Linked DNA regions of Homo sapiens: all the other regions are linked to region 1. The links are chromatin loops, found by intact Hi-C in ENCODE. Cell type or tissue: heart right ventricle. All regions are shown on one strand. Each heading gives the region's core, and the rest is flanking DNA. Links, peaks and the distances in the headings are about the cores only. Region 1 overlaps PPP1R12B (protein phosphatase 1 regulatory subunit 12B). Region 2 has its middle 9.0 kb from the start of SYT2. Region 3 overlaps SYT2 (synaptotagmin 2). Region 4 overlaps SYT2 (synaptotagmin 2).

Region 1 (5,649 bases), core at 268-5,267:
ATATACACCATGGAATACTATGCAGCCATAAAAAGGATGAGTTCATGTCCTTTGTAGGGACGTGGATGAAGCTGGAAATCATCATTCTCAGCAAACTATCACAAGGACAAAAAACCAAACACCGCATGTTCTCACTCATAGGTGGGAATTGAACAATGAGAACACATGGACACAGGAAGGGGAACATCACACACTGGGGCCTGTTGTGGGGTGGGGGGAGCGGGGAGGGATAGCATTAGGAGATATACCTAATGCTAAATGACGAATTAATGGGTGCAGCACACCAACATGGCACATGTATACATATGTAACTAACCTGTACGTTCTGCACATGTACCCTAAAACTTAAAGTATAATTAAAAAAAAAAAAAAAGAGAGAGACATCCTACAAAACAAGGGAGGACAGCATTGCTTGCAGGACCATTCTCAGATTTTAAGCAGGAGTCAGTGATTGGATGAGATTTGCATATAAGAAAGATCACTAATGCTGCACTGTAGATGGTGGAATGGTGGGTGGGGCAGGGGAGAGGAAGGCCCAGTTAGGAGGGCCTGAGTTAACAGAAAGAGAGGAGAAGATGGAATTGAAGGATTCTTAAGGAGAATGACAGACAAGACTTGGTGACAGACTAAATATGAGAAGTAAAGAATGAAAAGCCTTCTAGTTTGATTTCCAAGTTCTCAGTTGGGTGACATGTAAGACAATTAGCAGAGATTTCTAAAAAAAAAAGTGAGAACAAAGACTTTCTCTTGCCTTTTTAAGGCTAGAGGAAAGAAAGATTTGGTTTACCTGTTGGCTTATTCCCTCTTTCTAAAGAGGACTTGAGAATTCTTACAGAAATACATGCCTATAACAATACTTTAAATAGATAAATAAAGGAAATAAGAAATAAGGAGATAAAGTAACAGCCAGAAATGGCTATTGTTATGGAGTGCCTACATGAAGTTAGGCACTGTCCTAAGTAAGTCCTTTACATGTAGTACAATGAACTTCTGCAAAGAAGTTTGAGCTGGAGAGAGAGATCTGAGTGCTAGCTGCAGCAATCAGAATGGATGAGGTCAGCTAGGGAGAGTCCTAAGGAGAGAAAAGAAGGAAGCCTAAGGAACAATGCCTAAGGTGTTTACAGAAAAAAAAAAGGGCTAAAAAGAACACAAAGAAGGAGCAATCAGAAAAGGTAGAAGTGAGCCAGGAAAGAATAATATCAGAGAGGTTATGGTAGAATAAAAATTTAGGAAGGCAATAGTCAACATTATAAATTACTGCCAGGATTCAAGGTAAAAGATGAAGTGACTAAGGAATTTAGTAATTAGGAAGTTTACAGGGCCCTTTGCCAGAAAAAATTCACTGGATTGGGGGGTGGGGCAGAATTTCTATTTCAATATGTTGAACAATGAATAGAAGGCCAGGAAATGGATAAAGTGAAATTGGAAGACTGTTTCAAGACTAACAGTGAAGGGAAGAGTGAGACATGGTAACCCTAGAGAGCAGTGCAGGGTCAAAGGTGAATCCTATTACGACAGGAAAAATAAACAACTGTCAAGGACAAATAAAATCATTGTGCAGGTGTATTTTTGTAATAGATAGAGCTAAACTTGCAGTTTTGCTTCCCAATGTTTATGAATTTTGTATGCTAAGTGTTCTATTAAACACTGTCAGTTTCATTATAAAGAAATTTAGTTCTCAAAGGATTCTTGAGCTATTACTATATTTTATTTACACGTCAATGATTAATGAGCCATTTTCAGCACAAGTGCGCAAGGACTGTGAATCATACTCTAGTTCCCTTTATCAGGTTAGAAGACTAGATTTCCTTAGAAAAAATAAGTTTAAAAGCTAGGTCAGTATACTATCCAGTATTATTTAAGAGACTCTGAGGAAGAGGAAGAAAAATCACTGTTTAAAGAAGAATCAGAAACAAGCCTTCAGGTAATTGCTGTCAGCCAATTCCATTTTTAAAAATACTTCTTAAAATAGAAATATGCCTGCCCAAGGCTCTGGAACTCTCCCAAAGATAAGCTTCTTATATTCAGCAACCTCAGCCAACCCTGGACAGCCAGATGACCCATAAGACAACCTCTCATTTGGTTCTCAAATCAAAAATAAAAACAAAAAAACCCTATTTCCCATCTAGATTTCAGAGAGGCTAGCAAGTTTTCAATTTGCTTCACTTTCAGAAGTGATATTTCCCTATACAAAGACTCATTTCCTAGAAGTTCTACTTTCCCTTCAAATAAATATCAAGAGATTCTAACCATTGTGCTTATATTGCCAAGCTCATGGTATACAAATATCCAGTGAAGACTGACCCCTTGGACACATTTTCTTGGAGGTGTAGAAGAGCAAGCATGGGCCTCAAAGTCCAAAATACCTCGTTTTGAATTCTGGCTTTTCATTACAAATTCTGTGACTGTGGACAGATTCCTTAACCTAGCTGAGCCTCAATGCATTCTCTTACGTGAATTAAGAAAAGAATATTACTTATCTGACAAAGTTACAAAGATTAAATGCATCTAGCAGGGTACTTGGCTTATAGTAAGTTTTCAAAAACATTAATTCTCTTACAGCATTTAAACCTTTCATATACTTAAAGGCCAACTCAATCTCCTCTGGCTCCACGAAGCCCCTTCTGACTACTCCATCCTATACCATTCATCTTCTCTGAACTCTTAATATACCTACCTAAACACAATTTTGCTCTCAAGGACATATTATTCCTTAATATACACTCATGCCTTACTATGTGTACATTTGATGTCTTGGATCATGAGAGCACTTGGGCATGTCCCTTTTTTATCATACAGTTTTTAACACAATATTGAGCACACAACTAAGGCAGTCACTGATGACTTAGAATGCTATTATTTTATAATCTAATATTCCCTATAGATCTCCTAACTCCACCAATTAGCTGAGTAAGAAACTGAACAAGAGAAGTTAAATGGCTTGCCTGAGAAGGCATAAATTGTGGGCTTAGCTGGAGAGTAAACTAGGTATCCTCTCTTGCAATCCAGGGAGCTTTATACCTTGTACCTGTCGCTCTTGTGTGAAGAAGTGCCAGGGTGAAAGTGCACAAAGGGCCTTCATGTGCCAAAAAAAATCTGCATTCCCTATATTAAAACACTTAAATGGAATGGGATAGAAAGGCTCATCTGCGAACTCATCCAAACACAAAACGGTCTTTGCTAGCTTCACACTCAAGTAGATCAATAGACGTTCTTCTGCTGCCATCTTATGGGCATAGAAGATCACTACACATGGGCTTATTTTCATTTGAGAAATAATTTTATTCAATAAACATTTACCCATCATCTACTATGTATTAGGCTCTGTGAAGAAAACCCAATTAAAAGCACCCTAAAGAAGCTCAGAATGTAGTAATGAAAAGCAACAACATACCATTTAATTAATTAGTAAACCAATCCTAAGACAGTGTTACAAAAAAAGAACACTGAAGACAGAATACTAGTTTTAGCCTGGGGCTCAGGTGTAGCAGGGTAGTCAGTAGTGGGTTTTAATTTGCAGGAGTTCTTACAGTATGAATACAATTTTGTTAAGCAAAGAAGGTGAGAAAAAACTATTCTAGAAAGAAGGTCACGCATGGACAAAGGAAGAGGGTCATGAAAGTAAAATGTACAGGAAATAGGCCTAATCTTTCTACCTGAGTAAAGTGACGCAATTACCAGGAAGAAGAGTTGAGAGAAAGGGATAAGAAAAATAGAGAGAAAAGTATAGTCCTGGGTAGGCTGAATTCAGAGTTTGGTGAGTGCTCTCTCTACAGAACTAAAATGACTAACGATCAGCAGGATTTTCTATATTGCCTGATTCAGCATGTGTTTGTATTCTGTCCAGAAATTGGTCCTCTGAACAAGATCAACTAGGAAACTTCTCATCTTATACACATGGAAAAACATTAACTTCCATTAATATTCAATCTGATTGTAGAGTGTGTAGTAAGTAAATAACTTTTACCCATACCTGATTGAACTAGTCTCTTCATTTTATAATTTCAAAGGCCAACTCAAGTTGCAATCTGCCCCTTCACCTATGTAAATGAGCTTCTTTCTGTAATTGCCCTAAATATCCAACAATACTTTTTTCTGTTTTACTTATTTAAAACATATATAATATTTAAGGCAAACAAAAAAGATATAAAGAATAATAAACCATCACCTGTGTCTTACTATCCAACTTAAGAATAACAGTGCCAATTCCAGTTTCTTCTTTAAAAGAGAAGCATGTTTCTACTTCTTGAAACTCTTAATTGTCCTCTGCTACCCTAATCTTTTGGGTCTGATGTTTATAAGTCAGTGCACATGTTTAAATTCATTAGTAATGTGAAGAAACACTAGAGAAGTTCCAAACTGGTTATATCTTATTCTTACCACTTGCCTTCTCCCACTTCCCCAACCATACCACCAAATCAAAGTATGCAACCAAGCCAGTTTCCCAAAGAAACATGCATCTAGGACATTAAAGCTATCAAACAAAGAAATTTTACCTGCTGCTTCTGACATTCCAGGCCCAGCACTTGCTGATGTCTCAACTCAGCACACTGGAGTTAGCATCCAAACACAGAGTACTAACAAACTATGGCAGAGGCTTGTCTCAATTCCCCAGAACACCCAGATCAACTTCCTGTGCCTCTGATTTCCATAAAACCAGGAATGGCAAGGAACTCTATTGCCAGATCAAATCATTCCAGGTGAAAGCAGGTCAAGCTATCTCAGACACACCTTGCCACACACTTGTGCAGCAACTTTCCCAGAAGCCCAATTTTCAACAAACAGGTGGCCACTCCTCTGACTGTCCTTCTCTAAACACTGGAGCCCATTTTATGAGATTGTACCAGCAACTGTCCTTTTCTAACATGGGAAAATCAACTGATAAAAAACAAGGGAGGGTTGAATGAGGGCTGAAAATTTTGGTCCCTCCTACATGTCACCAATATTCACAGCTCTGAAAAATGAACCACTTTATCAGAAGGAGATTAACCGCAAAAACATGGCTGATAAGGGCTTTTAGTAGCAGGTGTTGGGTGACTGTCTTCACTCTGAAGTGGCTGGGAACTGGGATAGAACTATCAGAGGTTCTGCTACATAAGGAAATGGATTCTTGTCCTTTCTTCTAAATGCACGTGTCCTGAGGGGGAGGGGGAAACACTTTAAGCTTCCACTCCTGAACTGTTAAGTGGTGGGCTGAGAAACGCATGACAAATGCCCTTATCTCTGGAAAATGAAGTGAGATGGTGTTGGCAACAGCCGTGTTTAGCAACAGAAATACGGAAAAAAGAAAATAGACTCTTTTATTCAAGGCTCTAAATCTCATTGCTTTAACTCTTAGTAGACACCATCTAGGCCTCCCTTCCCAGAACTGTTTGGTGGAGATTAACAGTACTAATGTTATTTTTAAACAGCTTTATTGAGACATAATTCACATGCCCATTAGGTGTACCATTTAAAGATTTTTAGTATATTCAGATTTATGCAATCGTCACTATAACCGATTTTAAAACATGCTCACCTTAGTATCAAAAATATCCACTACTGCATAGTATTGAGTGTACTTGTTTGCAAAACAACAGAAATTGACCTCACTTAGGCAGGAAAGGAATCTGTGGGAGGGAATTACTAATATTTTTAGCATAAAGAATA
Region 2 (5,649 bases), core at 145-5,144, 250 kb before region 1:
CTGAATATGCAAGCACTTACCTCAACATCGTTCCCATTGATTTCATTCAGTATGTGTCCTTTGAGCCACGGCTAAACTTAGGGCAACTCTGGCTGCCACTTCAGCTTGGCCACCAGATAGCACCATTCGGTTTCCATAAGGGCCATGTATCCTCTTGCCATATTGATGGCTGGTCCTATTGGTCAGAAGGAGGGAAAAACATGACACTGAGTTTAGGTACTAATCTTCAGTTAAGATTATTAGGGGTTGTAAGTCGCCAGCCCTTAATAGCGGAGAAAACCTTTGGGTCTTTGCATACCTCCTCCTCTAAACTTTGGTCATGGGATAGGTTTATGTATAGATCAAAGGGAAAATGGGAAGAGTCGAGGTGCTCTTGGTATAGGCATTACAATTTAAGTGATGACCACAAGGAAAGGCGGCCCTGGACAGAGGGCCAAAGTGTGCTGATCGGAAACTTCACTGTTAATTCCTTACCCCAGAGCCACCTTCACTGGACAAGGGTGGAGGACAGAATTGGCATGTATTATTACTGAAGGCTTTTTATGAGTCCAGAATGATGAGGTCCTCAGGGAAGCGGACATAGGAAGGTATCATTATCTCCTTTGCTAGATGGCCTATAGACTGAGCACCGAGGAATCAGTTGTGGAGGAGGTGTGACTTAAACTGGGATATGGGCAGAAGTTGCATAAGGCTTGTGGCCAGTAGCTGAGCCAGACTCCAATCCCATGTCCTTTTAATACTATGACCTCTATCACATCTATGAGTTTAAAAGACAAAACACCGGGCGCGGTGGCTCATGCCTGTAATCCCAGCACTTTGGGAGGCTGAGGTGGGTGGATCACCTGAGGTCGGGAGTTCGAGACCAGCCTGACCAACATGGAGAAACCCCGTCTCTACTAAAAATACAAAATTAGCCGGGCGTGGTGGCACATGCCTGTAATCCCAGTTACTAGGGAGGCTGAGGCAGGAGAATCACTTGAACCTGGGAGGCAGAGGTTGCAGTGAGCCGAGATCGTGCCATTGCACTCCAGCCTGGGCAACAAGAGCAAAACTCTATCTCAAAAAAAAAAAAAAAAAAAAGACGCACCGGGCGCGGTGGCTCATGCCTGTAATCCCAGCACTTTGGGAAGCCGAGGCAGGCAGATCACAAGGTCAGGAGATCAAGACCATCCTGGCTAACACAGTGAAACCCCGTCTCTACTAAAAATACAAAAATTTAGCCGGGCGTGGTGACGGGTGCCTGTAGTCCCAGCTACTGGGGAGGCTGAGGCAGGAGAATGGCATGAACTTGGGAGGCAGAGCTTGCAGTGAGCCGAGATGGTGCCACTGCACTCCAGCGTGGGCGAGAGTGTGAGACTCCATCTCAAAAACAACAAAAACAAAAACAAAAACAAAACACTTCTATAGCACTAACTACCAGATATTGTTCTTATGGCTTTTTTTTTTTTAATTGAGACAGAGTCTCACTCTGTCGCCCCAGCTGGAATGCAGTGGCGAGATCTCTGCTTACTGTAACCTCCACCTCCTGGGTTCCAGCGATTCTTACGCCTCAGCCTCCCAAGTAGCTGGAATTACAGGCCTGTGCCTCCATGCTGGCTAATTTTTGTATTTTTAGTAGAGATGGGATTGCACCATGTTGGTCAGGCTGATCTTGAACTCCTGGCCAACTCCTGGCCTCAAGTGATCTGCCCCCTTCAGCCTCCAAAAGTGCTGGGATTACAGGCGTGAGCCACTGCGCCCAGTCTTATTAGGGCTTTACATATGTTATTTAATCCTTGTAACACATGAGGTAATATTTCCCTGTGGGTGAGGGTGGAAGGCTGGAATTTTGATGCAAAATTGTGCCCTCACTTGTAAGCTTAAAAAAAAGATCTGCCTCTATAGGATAACTTGTTAGCTTTAGAGTTCAAAATAAGGAGCATGCTCCATATCTGCCAGATCCTTGGATGTGGGGGCAACTCCAGCGTTCTTAAAAGGAAGGCTGGCCGGGCGCGGTGGCTCACGCCTGTAATCCCAGCACTTTGGGAGGCTGAGGCGGGCAGATCACGAGGTCAGGAGTTCGAGACCAGCCTGGCCAACATGTTGAAACTTCGTCTCTACTAAAAGTACAAAAATTAGCTAGGCATGATGCCATGCGCCTGTAGTCCCAGCTACTCGGGAGGCTGAGGCAGGAGAATGGCATGAACCCAGGAGGCAGAGGTTTCAGTGAGCCGAGATCGTACCACTGCTCTCCAGCCTGGGTAACAGAGCTAGACTCCATCTCAAAAAGGAAAAAAAAAAAAAGGAAGGCTGTGCCCAAGTCTACTGCTTTTTTGCTCAGGAAGACAAATTAGTAGCCCAGTCTGAACTAATGGCAATCACAGTTATCTTTCTTGCTTGTAATATCAATCCCCTAATATACTGAAACCATAGGGTGGGGCAGGTGGGATGGGATGTTGGAGAGGAAGTGGCTGTTTTCCAGGCCCTTCGGGACAAGCCAGGAGGAGCTTCTAATAAGCAACAGAAGAGGGCAGCAGAGGACCAGGATTGAGCTGCTTCCCCTCCTAGTTCCACGGGAGGGAAAGCGGTGGTGGAAAGACTTGAATACCTAAGGCCACTCTCCATTCCGTTTCTGGTCTGTGACCTGCCCTGAAGTTAGACATCAGGATCTAATCTTCTGCAATGTTTTGCCCCTCACAAAATTCTTCAGTTCATTGTGTATATCTAACCTGCTTGCTGTTTGGAAGATTAGGTTGGAGATTTAATGTTTTTTTTTTTTTTTTTTAGTTTTTACTCTTTTTTTCTGTTTTTTTAAAAATAGAGATAAGGTCTCACTATGTTGCCCAGGCTGGTCTTTAACTCTTGGGCTCAAGCTATCCTCTTGCCTCAGCCTCCAAAAGTCCTGGGATTACAGGTGTGAGCCACCATGCCCAGTCTAATTTTTATCTTTTTAGTGATGGAGTCTTGCTATTGCCCAGGCTGGACTGGGCTGTAGACCTAAGACTGAAGATCAGGCTTTGGATTCTCATTCTACCTGAGGTGGAGCCAATCCCTAAGCCAGTGATGATCCCAGTTATGTGCCTAGCATACTAACCACCTACTAGGCTTTGTAGATTTGTATAGAACGGGGACACTGCACTATACCCAAGGAGCTTGAAATTTAATATAGAAGGAAACTATGTAAAATAATGTTTCAAGTTTCTTGTTCCAGTGTGCGTGCACATTGTGATGGAGCTAGAGAAGAAAGAGCAAGGCTTAGGAAAGGTGAAAATTTGATTTGAGTTGACACTTGAAATAAGGTTATTGCCAAACTGGCCATGTGGCTTTGCCGAAGATGGAGCCTTGGCATGTTTAAAATAAGACTGGTTTACAAGGTCCCCAGGGGTACTCTGTCCTTATCTGCCCCTCCCCTCATAAGTTTGGTTTGACTGCAGCTCCCTAAAGCACCACCTAAGGTAAGTCAGGGGCATTGGCTGCAAATTGTTCCAGTAATGGTTCTCTGACTAGGGACAGGCTTTGGCTCAGTGGTTCCCTTGAATACTGAGGCAACTCTTTGTGTGAATGGAGAAGAACTAGGGAAGAGGTCCCAGGAGTCTGTGCTCTGTACCTTCAGTGACTTCTGTGTAGCCAGAACAAGATGTACATCTAGGGCAAGCTGAGGAAGAAGGCATTTCACATTAGCACACTTCATGGTGAGAAATAATAAAAGCTAACACAGCACTTAGTACGTTCCAGGCTCTGGATCCCTTGCATATATTAACTCATTTAATCTTCACAACATCCCAATGAGATTGATACTATCATGCCCATTTTACAGATGAGGAAATTGGGCTTCAGCGAGGTTAAGACTGAAGGCCATTCAGCTGGTACATAGACAGCCAGGATGCACCCAGACAGTCTGGCTCCTGAGGCTGAGCCCTATAAACAAGATGGAAGGCCGCTGAGTACTCTTGAGCCGCCTCTCAGATGTGTGGTTCCACAAAGCAGTAAACCATTCCTAACGACTCCCCAACATAGCTGCTGATGGATGCCCTTAAAGGCTGTGGTTTTTCTCCCACCGGTAGTTGAGTGAGGCTTATATAAGCCTTCTTTTAGAGAACTGAGTGAACATTCTTTTTTTCCTAAACTGGTTTGGGTAATTCACTGAAGTCACAAATGCATTTCAGCTGCCTCTTTAAGGCTACGGTACCTGCTGCCCCAGAGGGCAGACACTCAGGTCTGTAGGCAGGGACCCTGCCCTCAGGGGCCTGCTGGGGTGTGGATGGCAGCTCTACCATGGTACTCAGCTCTCAACTCCTCCACCCACCATCAGCAAAGCCACCTCAGTTGGGACTGAGGCTAGGTATATTGCATTCCTGGCAACCAAAGCAAATCCATACAAGAAGACCTTAGTGATGGGGAACTGCATAAGCAAATGTGTGGAAACTCTTAAGGTGCCTGGCCTGACTAGGGAAAGGAAACCACGGCATTAGGCTGGTTGGACCCAAGGTAAGTTGCCCTTGGGATAGCAGAACGTTTTCGGGCAGAAGCTCCTAGACAGTGCTCCAAAACCCAGAAAAAAGACCCAACAATGCCGGGCACAGTGGCTCACGCCTGTAATCCCAGTACTTTGGGAGGATGAGGCAGGTGGATCACCTGAGGTCAGGAGTTCGAGACCAGCATGACCAACATGGTGAAACCCTGTCTTTACTGAAAATACAAAAATTAGCCAGGCATGGTGGTGGGCGCCTGTAATCCCAGCTACTTGGGAGGCTGAGGCAGGAGAATTGCTTGAACCCAGGAGGAGGAGGTTGCAGTGAGCCAAGATCGCACTACTGCACTCCAGCCTAGGCAATAGAGCAAGACTCCATCTCAAAAATAAATAATTAAAAAGACCAATAAACATGTTTTGCTTGTAGGTCTTAGCATGTGTGCACATGTGCGTGCACACACGAACACACACACAGCTATCTTGAGTCTAGAAATGAGACCATGTGCAATCAATGTTCTGTGGCCAGGGGTTAGGGTGGTAGGAACAGGATCTAACAAAGGGTGTTCAATCCTCCTTTTTGAACTTTTCTCCAGCCAGGCCCTAGACAGTATGAGGAGGTAGGCAGCTATCCCATGGCTTCTAGACTCACTGGGCTTCCTTGGGAAAGTCACTCAACCTCTCTGGAGCAAACAATGTAGAGAATCATCATTAGGCTTGCTGGTCTTCTGGAGCCAGAAATAATAACAGTTACTGTAATACTCAATACGCACTGAGCACTGACTGAGCATCAGGTACTGTCCTAGATATCAGATAACCTAAGCTGACTCTCACCATGCTGCTATGAAATGAAGTCACTAACTCATGGCCTCTGAGAGGTGAGCCGAGATTGGAACTCAGGAAGTCTGTCTCCAGAATCCAAAGTGGTGAGCACGGCAGTATGTAGTATGCAGCCTCCTTTCAGAAGTCAGCAAAGGAAGGGAACTTACAGGCCCTCTAACCCAACTCCAGCTGTGAGTGGTTTTTCTAAAAGCATAAAATGGATTATGCTTAGATTCCTTCAATGGTTTCCATTACCTTCTGAAGAAAATCCAAACAGTTGGTCTACAGAATCTGTCATGAGCTTGCCTTTGCCTCTGATCTTTCCCTCCTCCCCAAACCTACCCTATACTCTAGCTCCACTGAGCTATTTACATTTCCCT
Region 3 (5,649 bases), core at 185-5,184, 160 kb before region 1:
AAAGTGAAGATCAGATGAAAGAGTGGATTTTTAAGCAATTAAACATGCTAGGGGTTATTTTCAAGTTTGGGTAAGGCAGACAACTCCTGGTCAAACCCTCATTAACCAGGGAAGTGGTCTTCATGCCCTTCCTTTGCGCATTACTCTCCAGAGAACCTGAGCTGCACTGGATCTCCTTTCCCCATGGGGAGCCATGGGCCTGCCTACCTATAGTGGAGCACTGCAAGGCAGTGCGCCTGCCCGTCCACACCCCACCCATGACCACTCAGGCCCTGGGTGTCACGGTCTGACCTAGACAGGGTGCCTCTTTTGGCTTTGGGGTTTCTCTTCTCTCCTTTAGCAGGGAGCTTGATGGGACGGAGGTTGCCAGAGTTGGGGGGCAGTTCCTGGTGAGATCCCCCACCTCCTCCATTTCCTGCTATCAGGCTCAGCAATCAGGCTGCTCCTCTGGGAGCTGGCAGGAAATGCAGTCGTAAACAAGGCACGTTCCCACCTCACAGCCCTAGTGGTCCCCTGGGAGCTGAGCTGCTTATACAAGTACCTTTGACACCAGGAAGAAGTGACGCAGTCTCTGCAAGAGGAACACACAGAGCCAGGGAAGAGAATTCTGGGCCTTAGGCTCCCCAGCCGCACAACCTCTGCAGCAACCCTTGCCCTCCTGGACAGAGCCTGGACTGGCTCAGAGTCCCTGACTTGGCGAGCACTGCACCCCTCGTTGTGGGTAACACAAGGTCTGTCCTTGAGTTCGTGGTCAGCATGGACTCAGCCTAGCCCCGCTGAGAGGAGAACTGAGGAAAGGAAATGAGTATTTAGGGTCCACTTTGTGCCAGCACATGTGGCCTCTTCAATCCTCATAACATCCCTGTGAGACAGGCACCTGATCCTCGGTTTGTAGCTAAGAAATGATCCCAGGGAAATGAACTCATCTCCCAGGGCTGCAGAGCTGCTAAGTGTCAGGTTGGAAAGCAGCCCTGGCTGTTCTAAAGCCCACGTTCTCTCATGACCCCACCACCCTTTCTGCCGCTTGCCTTCAGAGGTAGAACTCTCCAAGCATCTCGGAAGGCTGGGTTCTAAAAGCTGAGAGGCTATCTAGGCTGCATGCGGTGGCTCAGGCCTGTAATCTCAGGACTTTGGGAGGCTGAGGCAGGTGAATTGCTTGAGCCCAGGAGTTTGAGACCATCCTGGGCAACATAGTGAGACCCCTTCTCTACAAAAAAGAGCCGGGCATGGTGGTACGCCTGTAGTCCCAGCTACTCGTGGGGGTCGAGGCTGCAGTGAGCTGTGATTGTGCCACTGCTCTCCAGCCTGGGTGACAGAGTGAGACCCTGTCTCAAAAAAAAAAAAAAAAAAAAAAAAAAAAGCTGAGAGGCTGTCTTGGGAGATGCAAAGCCACTTTCCAAAGGATGGAAAGAAGTGAAGAGAAACCAGGTCTCTTGATGCCTCTTTCAGGTCCCAGCCCTCTTGCCACCTTTGGAGACAGAGGGTCTGGCAAGAGATGCCACTGCAGAGGGAGGGTGGGGGCTGGTGACCCTGTGGTCTCTTCCAACCCCGAGGCTGTAAGGTGACCCGCATCGTAGTCCACCCCCTCCCATTACCCACGTACAGGGCCTGTAGCTATCACCCCAGCTTCCTGGACAAGTGGTGTGGCCCGAGACCCCCAGCGTTCCCTTCCCTGGAGCTTCTCACATTTCTACATATGGCAGTGTAATGCACCTGCACACAATGTTTGCATATGTGTTCACAGTGCTGGTTCATGCATGTTTATACATTCATACATGGTGTTCATACACATGGCGTTCACGTGCACACACATACACATACACAGCCTTTCTGGCATTCTCTGCTATGTTCTTGCACTGGCTGCTGTCACCCATTTCAGCTGGGCCTGAGAGATGGAGACAGGACCCCCTCCCCGGTGCTGCCGGCTAGCAGATGCCACAGTGCTGATGTTCTGCTCCATTACTGAGTTAATGGAGCCTCCTTCTGCCTCCGGCCTCCCACCGGTTGCCCACCTCCTCCTTTCCAGGGTGTGAGCGTTGACTGGGGGCCTGGGAGGGAGCCTGGCGGGGGTGCGGCTGTGTGCGGAGGGCGTGGGCCTGGCTTGGGTGGAGATGGGGCTGGAGGCAGGCGGCAGCCTCCTGGACGGACAGCAGGGGGCACCGCTAGGTCTCCTCAACGGGCCGCAGGGAAGAAGTGGGCTGGGGAGGAGGCCGCGGTCTCTCCAGCTACTCTCCTGCAGCTTGAACGGGGGCACCTGCCACCCAGCCCGGGCTCCTGCCCCTGCCCCCTTCCCCCTCCCCGCACACTGGCAACACCCCCTCCCCTTACACTCCCAGTCCACGCCACACACACACCCTACTACACACCACACACACTACACACACACACCACACACCACAAACATCACACACACACCCTACTACATGCCACACACACCACACACACACCACACAGACACAGCACACACCACAAACATCACACACACACCCTACTACATGCCACACACACCACACACACACCACACAGACACAGCACACACCACAAACATCACACACACACCCTACTACATGCCACACACACGACACACACACCACACAGACACACCACACACCCTATTACACGCCACACACACGACACACATACCACACACACCACACACATACCACACACAAACCACACACACACCCTACTACACACCACACACCCTACTAGACACCACACACACCACACACACAACCTACTACATGCCACACCACAAAGACACACACCACACTACACACACCACACATGCCACACACAGACACCACACACACTACACAAACACACCACACAGACACACACCACACACCCTACTACACGCCACATACCACACAGGCACACATCACACACACACCACACACCCTACTACACACCACACACACCCTACTACAGACCAGACACCACACACACACACCATGCTACATGCCATACACACCACACACACACCACACACCACACACACACCACACACCCTACTACATGCCACACACACCCTACTACATACCACACACACACCCTACTACACGCAACACACACTACTAAACACCACACACACACTACTACACACCAGACACTGTGCTACATGCCATACACACACTCTATGACACCACACACACCACACAGATACCACACACATCACACACCACACACACTACTAAACACCACACACACCACACACATCCACACTCTACTACACACCACACAGACACACACCATACACACCTTACTATACACCACACACACCTCACTACACACAACAGACCACAACACATACACGTATTACACACACATCCCACACAAACTCACTATACCCCCATACCACACATACGTACACACCACACATATGCCACTACCCACTACCCACATACCCCCTGACACCCCACTAGAGCCTCCACCCCTAACCCACACCACCCCCTACATCACACACACACCATATATACACACCCCACTGTCCCCCACACCCTAGCGCCCACATCACACACACTACACATACAGCACACACATCCTACACATACATACCACCACATATACCCCTACCCACCACATACATGCACACGCCACATATGCACACTCACATCACACACACACCACCACACTCACGCACTCCTATTAAAAGGCTTTTGCTTTCGTGCCAAACCTCTAAACCCATCCCTTAGAGGGGCGGTGATCGGCAGAGCTAGTGTGTTCAAACCTTGTAACATTTAGTCAGAAAGAAAATGCATCAATTTGTAACAGTTTGTAGCTGAAATTGAAGATGTGCATCTGGCATGAAAGATATCGGGACTGTGCTGGAAGGTGCTGTGTGCCTCACATGAGGCAGAGCTGCTCACACTGTGGCTGGAGGATCCATTGATTGTGTGGGTTAATCACTGCTAAGCCACAGAGAGCTCCCCTTTCCCCTGGTGAGCGCTCCCCCAGCTGGCAGTTGCCCACGCACTCTGCAGAAAGCAGTGCCTCTCTTGGGAGCACGACCAGGGCAGACCCCCACAGTCCTACCCGTCCTCCCTCACACTCAGAGCATGCGCACAACAGACCTCCTGGGGCCCACGGGTGCACCCCCCCTACACACTTTCCGTATCCTACACCAGGCAGCCCAGGGCCCGCTGGTCCCCAAGCCTCCATCTGTCCCCACTCAATCACTCATTCCGGGTCGCCCACCCTTCCCGGCCTGCTCCCAAGCATCTTGACACCCAACCAATGGAAGACCCTCTCCTCCGCCCCAGGACAGCTGCCTGTGGGTTTGGGAGATGTTGTGGGGTGCTGGGGAGTGGGGAACCCTGGAGGCCCAAGATTCTGAGTCTCTGGAGAAGGAGGTGGGAAGGCAGCCTGTCTGGGGGCCAGAGGCAGCCCCCTGGGCTGGGAGCAGCTGGGGGCCCCAGCAGGCAGCTCAGGGCTGGCCAGGCGGCTGGACTGTGACTCAGCAGCTTCTCCGTCTTGGCTAGAGTGCGCCGTGCTGCAGTATTAACTCCCTCTCCAGGGAGCCTGGACTCCAGCTCCTCTCCCATGGGGATGGCGGGCTTCTCTGTCCTGTTTCAAGTTGTGATCCTGGCTGGGGTGGCAGAGCGGAGGGTGTGCTGAGGGGCTTGCCTGGCGGGGGCATCCCTCTGCCCCCTCACCACTGCTACTATCCCTGCACCCTACAAGAGTTAGCCAAGGATCAAATGGAGCCAGGGCTTGGTGGGGTGGCCTGAGGGGCGACAAAGGCCTGGAATCCAGGAGTTGACAACTCAGGCAGGGCTGCCACCATTTAGCGGTGTTGTTTGTGTGATGGAGGTAAGCCACCTCCCTTTGGGGCCTCAGTTTCTTTGTTTTCGAAAAGAGGCTGTGGACTGCGTTGTCTGTAAGAGTCCCTCAGCCCTCACAGGCTGGGTTTTATTAATATTTGCCTGTGATTTAAGGGTATCCATGCCTGGGGTCTAGGTTCAGAGAGAAATAAATAATCCGAGGCAGGTGTGAGGTGCTGCAGGTTTACAGAGCCTCACTCAGGAAACTTCACCTTTGATCATGGAAGCTGTCCTTAAGGCAGGCAGGGCAGGGATGCTTAACCCCCACACACAGCTGCACAAGCGCAGGGAGGCTAACAGGCCAGCCCAAGATTGGTGCAGGAAGGGCTCAATCCTCAGCCATTGGATTCTGAGGCGCCCATCAGGTGGCCTGGAATTGCTGATCTCAGCGAGATCAAGAGAAGGAAAATGAGTGTTGCTGCAGCAGGAGAGATTGAAGTTAGACACTAGAAGGACGTTCCAACTCTCAGGAACCTGGGAGTTGTTAGCTTCCCCAGGGCCAGTCAAGAACAGACTCTGCTTCTACGTGTGCGGAATGACAACCTCGCTCCAAAGTGGAGGTGTGCATGCACTGACCAAGAAGGCTCATCAGGCCTCGGTACACAAGGAACTCAAAGAAATGGGTAACTTATTTTCAGAATGAGCTAGAAAATTAATTCATTAAAACTTTATCCTCAGCCTCCTAGGACCAAATGTTGGACTGAAGCATTGGTGCAAAACATAAAGACATATATTTCTCCTTAAGTATTGATCTTTCTAGCCTGTGAGCTTCGGTGACAGGTGTCTTGCTGGTTAACCTATTTCCATCTCATTACTTTGGCTTCTG
Region 4 (5,649 bases), core at 491-5,490, 140 kb before region 1:
AGAGGCCTCTGTGTGCTTCCATTTCCCCCATGTTTGTTTGGGGGTGACTAGGAGGAATCTCTTGCTCAAGGAATCCATATGGAGGATGGAGGGAAGGGCTTGATCTCAGAAGCCAGGGATCTAAATGGCCTTTGAGTGCATGTGTGTGTGTATATGTCCTTGCACATGCAGGTATGTGTATGTATGTGGGCCCAAAAGGAACCTGCAGTGTGTGTGAGTGTGAGAGTGTGTTGGGAGGGGTTCCAGGATGACTTGGGTGTAGCCCTTCCTGGTCTTGAGGAGTGGCTGTGGTGACTTCAGGGGCTGGTTTGAGCTGCAGGATTTTCTCTTACATCACTTTCTTCTTTCTCTCTCCACCTCTGTGGGCTCACTCTGCTCCTGTCTGCCTGGACCGTACTTCTGGTATGTCTTGCCCAGGATGCGTGGGGCCTGAGCTGGGGAAAGTGTTTGGGAGAGGGCTTACAAGGGAAGTAAATCCTACCCCCACACCAGCCCCTAGAAGCTATGGAGCAGTTGGCACAGGGCCTGGTCCCATAGCACAGTGTGTCTCAGAGGCAGGAGAGTGGTGCCCAAACCAGAGCCATGTCTCAAACACAGGGTTGGGGGTAGAGGAGCCACCTAGGGGTTCTGATGGGCCGTGAAGGAGGGTCCCATGGCAGGGCCACGTTCCCTCTTGTGTTCCCACCACACACAGCTCTGAGTCAGGGTCTACCACAGAGGGGCTGGTTTCCCGTCATCCTGTGCTAAGCCAGACTTCTCGGTCCTCCCCTTTTAACTTGTTCCCTCTCTCCCCCAGCTCCCACAGGATGACGACGACGCAGAGACAGGCCTGACTGAGGGGGAAGGTGAAGGGGAGGAGGAGAAAGAGCCAGAGAACCTGGGCAAACTGCAGTTTTCCCTGGACTATGATTTTCAGGCTAATCAGGTATGCAGGGCTGTGGGGGGGCAGAGTGGGGGAATGGGGAGAGGCCTGGGAGTTGGGTGGAAGGGGGATAGAAACAGCTCCCTCAGAGATGTGTGGGCACTACTCCTTTCCATAGAATGAGGCAGGCTGGAAACTGCAGGGCCTATAGCTCTGGACATTGATGCTGGCTTGGCCACTAGCCTGCTTTGGGGAAGGTTCCAAGTTGATTATGCTATTAACCTCCCCACCAACCTTGGGCAAGGCAATTTCCCTTTCTCAGGTTTCCTAAATGCCATTCCAAATTCCTTGGGATGGAAATGGAGACCAATCTTCCTCTCTAGCACCAGCCTCCCGCCATTTCCCTGCCCCAACTGCCTCCTCTGGGACGGAATTGGTGGGTGCTGGGTCTGGGGCCAGTTGTGGTATTGGAGCAGTCCTGAGACTCAGGCCCCTTCTCCCCATCTCTCTCCACAGCTTACTGTGGGCGTTCTGCAGGCTGCTGAACTGCCTGCCCTGGACATGGGAGGCACCTCAGACCCTTATGTCAAGGTCTTCCTCCTTCCTGACAAGAAGAAGAAATATGAGACCAAAGTCCATCGGAAGACACTGAACCCTGCCTTCAATGAAACCTTCACCTTCAAGGTGCTGAGGGCTGGAAGGGTGACTCCAGCTCCCTGCCTGATCCCAATTCTCTGCTGAGTTCTACAGACCTTTCCTTGGTCCTTAGCCATGGCTCAGCCTGGAACAATGGCAGCCTTGACTGCAGGGCTACCCCGGCCTCTATGGAGGATCGGGATCCCTCCCACCCCACCCTCACACTCTGCTCCCCAAAAGCCTTGGTCTTTGTCTGTCTCGGCACACTAACCTGGACCCTGTGGGCTGGAATGCAGGCCCCTGCCCATAGCACCCCTGGAGGTGCGTGAGTCGCTCTGGCCCCCTCTGATTCTGCTTGTGCCCTGCAGGTGCCATACCAGGAGCTTGGGGGCAAAACTCTGGTGATGGCCATCTATGACTTTGACCGCTTCTCCAAACATGACATCATTGGAGAGGTAAAGGTGCCTATGAACACAGTGGACCTCGGCCAGCCCATTGAGGAGTGGAGAGACCTGCAAGGCGGGGAAAAGGAGGAGGTAAGAGCAGAGATGAGGCCAGGTTGGGCAGAAAGACGAATGTACAGGTGGGCTTCCACCTCTTGGCATGATGGAAACAGGGTGGGCTTTGGAGGCAGACGACCTGTGTTAGGATCCCAGCTCCACACTGCCTGGCTGTGTGACCCTGGGCAAGTTGCTTACACTCTCTGGACTCGGGTTCCCTCCTTTAGTCTTTTTTTACAGATGAGGATTCATTACCTGCATAAAGCGCCTAGCGCAGCGACTGGTATTTGGTAGGTACTCAAATAAATAAAAACACCATTATTATTGTTACTCCTAAGCTTCTGCTATTACCTAAGGCCAGTGATTCACGCCTCTGTGCCTCAGTTCACCCACAAGAAAAGCTCATGTTTGTTCTAAAGGATACTCAGCAAAGGGACTTGTCCTCCCAGAACTGCTACAGCATCCATTCACTCACTAAATATTTGCTGAGCAATTGCTGTGTACCTAAAACTCCATTTTAGCCATTCTTCCTTCTGGGCATCAATCATTTGTCTTGGCCAGGGCCCTGCTACCTGGCACACTCTAGGCAGTGATGGAGGGCTGAGTAGAGAAGCTTAAGACATCCTTTTTTCCCTTTTGTCCCCTGTGCCTGGGAGGAAGGCCAGCACACCTGAACCAGGACCTGTGTGATGTCGTCAGTCTTGCCCTGGGTGGCTTTGACTTTGAGCAGCTTTGACTCTGCAGTGTGGTGTTGGCCTTAGGAATTAGGAGCCCTGGGTCCTCAGCCTGCCTACAGTGCTAAATTGTTGTGTGACTTTGAGCAAACCATGGCCTCTGGGAACCTCAGTTTCTCATTGGTTACAAAGAATTCTTGTCTTGTTTACATCAAAGAGTTGCAGTGATAGTAACAAAAGGGATGCAAATTGCTCCGAAAACCACAAATCATACTACAAGTGGAATGGTCCACAAGGAGAGATCTTGGTGGGTGGGACTGTTAAGGGAAAGAAGGCTTCTGAGACATTCAGTCCCCCAGGGCCCTTGGTGGTGGACACGTGGCTAACCCACCCGCTTCTCGCACACCTTCCCACCTTACCAGGGCCTGGGGTGGGAGCCCAAACATACTCCCAACCTCCCAGATCCCAGATCCACCCAGGGATCCCTCCCTCAGTCCTGCCACCGCAGCTGTCCTCTACCCCCCTCATCTGTCAGCATCCTCAGCCCACGGCTCCTGAGGTCCCAACCTGTCACTTTCAGGGACTTTGTTGCACTGCATCAGGGGGACCCAAGGTCAGATGCTGGAAGACCTTCTCGGCCATCACATATATGGGGACTGGTGATGAGGGAGGCAGGGACACATCACTGCCTTGCTAATTTTGGCAAGAAAGAGGTCAGCCATGAGAGAGGCACTAGGATGGGTGAGATGACCCAAGTCCTGCTCTTCCCCTGGACAGCCGGAGAAGCTGGGCGACATCTGCACCTCCCTGCGCTATGTGCCCACGGCCGGGAAGCTCACTGTCTGCATCCTGGAGGCTAAGAACCTCAAGAAGATGGACGTGGGCGGCCTTTCAGGTACGTGGAGAGCTTCTGGCTGCCATTGGGTGGCACCAGCGAGCCAGTCAGCACCAAGTCCCAGAGTTTGCACACTCCAGTGAAGAGGAACACTTTGCTGCCCTGGGACTGAGATGTCTCCTCGAGGAGCGGGGGAGCCTTAGCTTCCCAGGCCCTCCTTTTCTCCAAGGGCCCCTTGTCCCCATCAGAGCTGCCTTCCCAGCGCTCTCTGGCCATGCACTGTGGGCTACAGAGAAAAGGATCAGAGAAATTTCATCCCCAGATAAGTTTGTGACTTAGGATTTTACTTCTCCCAGGGAAATGAGCAGGGCTTAGCCCAAAGCATGACACCACAATCGAGACATGTTTCCAGAAGAGGCTGTAGGCTCTGCTGGCTCTGCCCTGGAAAGGGGAGGGTGAGGCAAGGGAGTGGAAGATGCTCTGAATATCACATTTACCTGGCAGTGAATGGGGCTGGCCCATGGCACAGGGCTCTAGTGGATGAAGCCTGCTGCCTCAGCTGCCTTCCCAGAGAATCAGCCCTGGGCATGGGCTCCAACCAGCGCGTTTCAGTGCCAGCCTGGCTCTGTCACTGACCCGCTGTGTGACCTCGGGCAGGTCATTTCCGTTCTTTGGCCTCAGTTTCTTGTCTGCAAGATTAGGGGGATCGGATTGGGATTATGACCCAGCAGATGTGTGTCCTGACTTCAGCACTCCCCACCCACTCCCCAGTACAGGATCACAGATGAATCCCCAGACTCTTTCTCACAAGGCCTTACTTAGACTCAGAAATGCCCTCCACCCAATGCTTCAGGAAGCCACAACCAACTGGTCACAGTTGGTCCTGGAGGTGAAGCCTTTTGCCACCTTTGAACTGGATGGCATGACTTGGGGCTTTCTGAGGGCCTGGTCTCAGCGGAGTGAAGACCCCCTCTTGACCGATGCTCTGGGCAGGCCTTGGTACATTCGGCAGGAAGGCTGGGGGCTAAGGGGAACCTCTCTGGGGTTGGGATTCTCCCTCCGCAGACCCGTACGTGAAGATCCACCTGATGCAGAATGGCAAGAGGCTCAAGAAGAAGAAGACAACCGTGAAGAAGAAGACCCTGAACCCATACTTCAACGAGTCCTTCAGCTTTGAGATCCCCTTCGAGCAGATTCAGGTGCTGGAGCCCTGGGTTCCTAGGCATGGAGCAGGGTTTGGGGAGGCAAACATGTATGGGGAGGTTGAAGAGAGGGAACTCACCTAGAGACCATGGAACAGCCTTTCTTGGTAGGGGAAGGCTCGAGGTCTAATGGTGCCTGGGTGGGGCCTCCTTCCCAAGTGCTTCAGGGATCCCCCTTTTCTGAGGAGATAAACATGAACTAATTCAAAAAATTCTGCAAATCATTCGTTTAGGACTTGAAGGACCATGGTCATGCACACAGATGTATGGGGGTATAGCAAAGGTGCCAGAGGGGTTGGGAGCTGGCTGAGAGGGTGGGAGTGGCCGCTGCCACCTCCATCCTCTCCAGCCACATCCTGTCTTGGCCATCCCTGCCCCACTTCCACTGCTCTCTAGGTCTTTCCCATCTACTCCTCTGATCTGCTTCCTCTCCTCTCTCCCTCCACCCTTCCAGCCTTCTCTATTTTTCCTTCCTTCTCACCAGCAAGTTCTGTAAATGTTGGAGATGAGGTCTGGTTTTCACCATTTCCAGGTATGAGTGGGATCTGGACGTGGTAGGACAAGAGACCCACCCACCCACCCATTTGGGCGGGAAGTCAGGCGCAGCTGGGGGCTTGCAGAGTGGTCGGTTATCATGGAGTCTTGGTCTCTCCTTCTTTGTAGTGAGCTGATCCCACCCCCTCTCCTCCCCGCAGGAGGGCTGGGGGCAAGGGTACAAGAGAATCTTCAGAGTTGGTTCTGTCATCTATGGAGATGTGTATGATGTTATTGATGGAATACTTCAAGGGAACACTGGGCAGCTCAGTGATAATGTTAATCCAAGAGAAGTCCTCATTACAGAGAATTTTAGATCTAGAGCATCCTGACCCAGGCATCTCAAATTCAACATGCCTAAAACCAATGTAATGTTCTTCTTCCTACCTCTTCCCAGCCAAGCCTG

What was found. A loop is a pair of places that touch in the nucleus more often than their neighbours do. Peaks named below come from ENCODE experiments on the same cell type or tissue, not always from the same donor. Only the 100,000 strongest peaks of a DNase experiment are listed, where the experiment ranks them.
Region 2: it touches region 1 in a loop (5-fold over the local background); 61 of 110 quality-filtered maps call a loop at or near these places.
Region 3: it touches region 1 in a loop (4-fold over the local background); 11 of 110 quality-filtered maps call a loop at or near these places.
Region 4: a loop joins it to region 1, with 2.3 times the contacts of the local background. A loop is called at or near these places in 13 of 110 quality-filtered maps.

The regions. Positions count from the first base shown.
Region 1 is chr1:202,461,945-202,467,593 of GRCh38, reverse strand. All of the region lies in intron 13 of PPP1R12B (protein phosphatase 1 regulatory subunit 12B), which reads right to left. Among named protein-coding and RNA genes, the nearest start is that of PPP1R12B, 120 kb to the right of the region's middle. In heart right ventricle, for the core only: CTCF peaks have their summits at 3,061 and 3,267 (motif pointing left); no DNase peak of the experiment used is centred there; H3K4me3 peaks cover 4,361 bases; H3K27ac peaks cover 4,537 bases.
Region 2 is chr1:202,716,637-202,722,285 of GRCh38, reverse strand. No RefSeq gene overlaps it. Among named protein-coding and RNA genes, the nearest start is that of SYT2, 9.0 kb to the right of the region's middle. In heart right ventricle, for the core only: a CTCF peak has its summit at 2,508 (motif pointing right); a DNase peak (open chromatin) is centred at 2,515.
Region 3 is chr1:202,622,110-202,627,758 of GRCh38, reverse strand. The region is part of intron 1 of SYT2 (synaptotagmin 2); the gene reads left to right. Among named protein-coding and RNA genes, the nearest start is that of SYT2, 86 kb to the left of the region's middle. RefSeq lists a silencer at 2,231-2,310 and an enhancer at 4,421-5,045. In heart right ventricle, for the core only: CTCF peaks have their summits at 1,940 and 2,152 (motif pointing right); DNase peaks (open chromatin) are centred at 508 and 2,158.
Region 4 is chr1:202,598,275-202,603,923 of GRCh38, reverse strand. It overlaps SYT2 (synaptotagmin 2), which reads left to right. Exons shown (of 9, transcript NM_177402.5): 4 at 806-925; 5 at 1,379-1,546; 6 at 1,867-2,034; 7 at 3,450-3,567; 8 at 4,573-4,706. Among named protein-coding and RNA genes, the nearest start is that of SYT2, 110 kb to the left of the region's middle. In heart right ventricle, for the core only: CTCF peaks have their summits at 3,389 and 3,596 (motif pointing right); a DNase peak (open chromatin) is centred at 3,613; H3K27ac peaks cover 440 bases.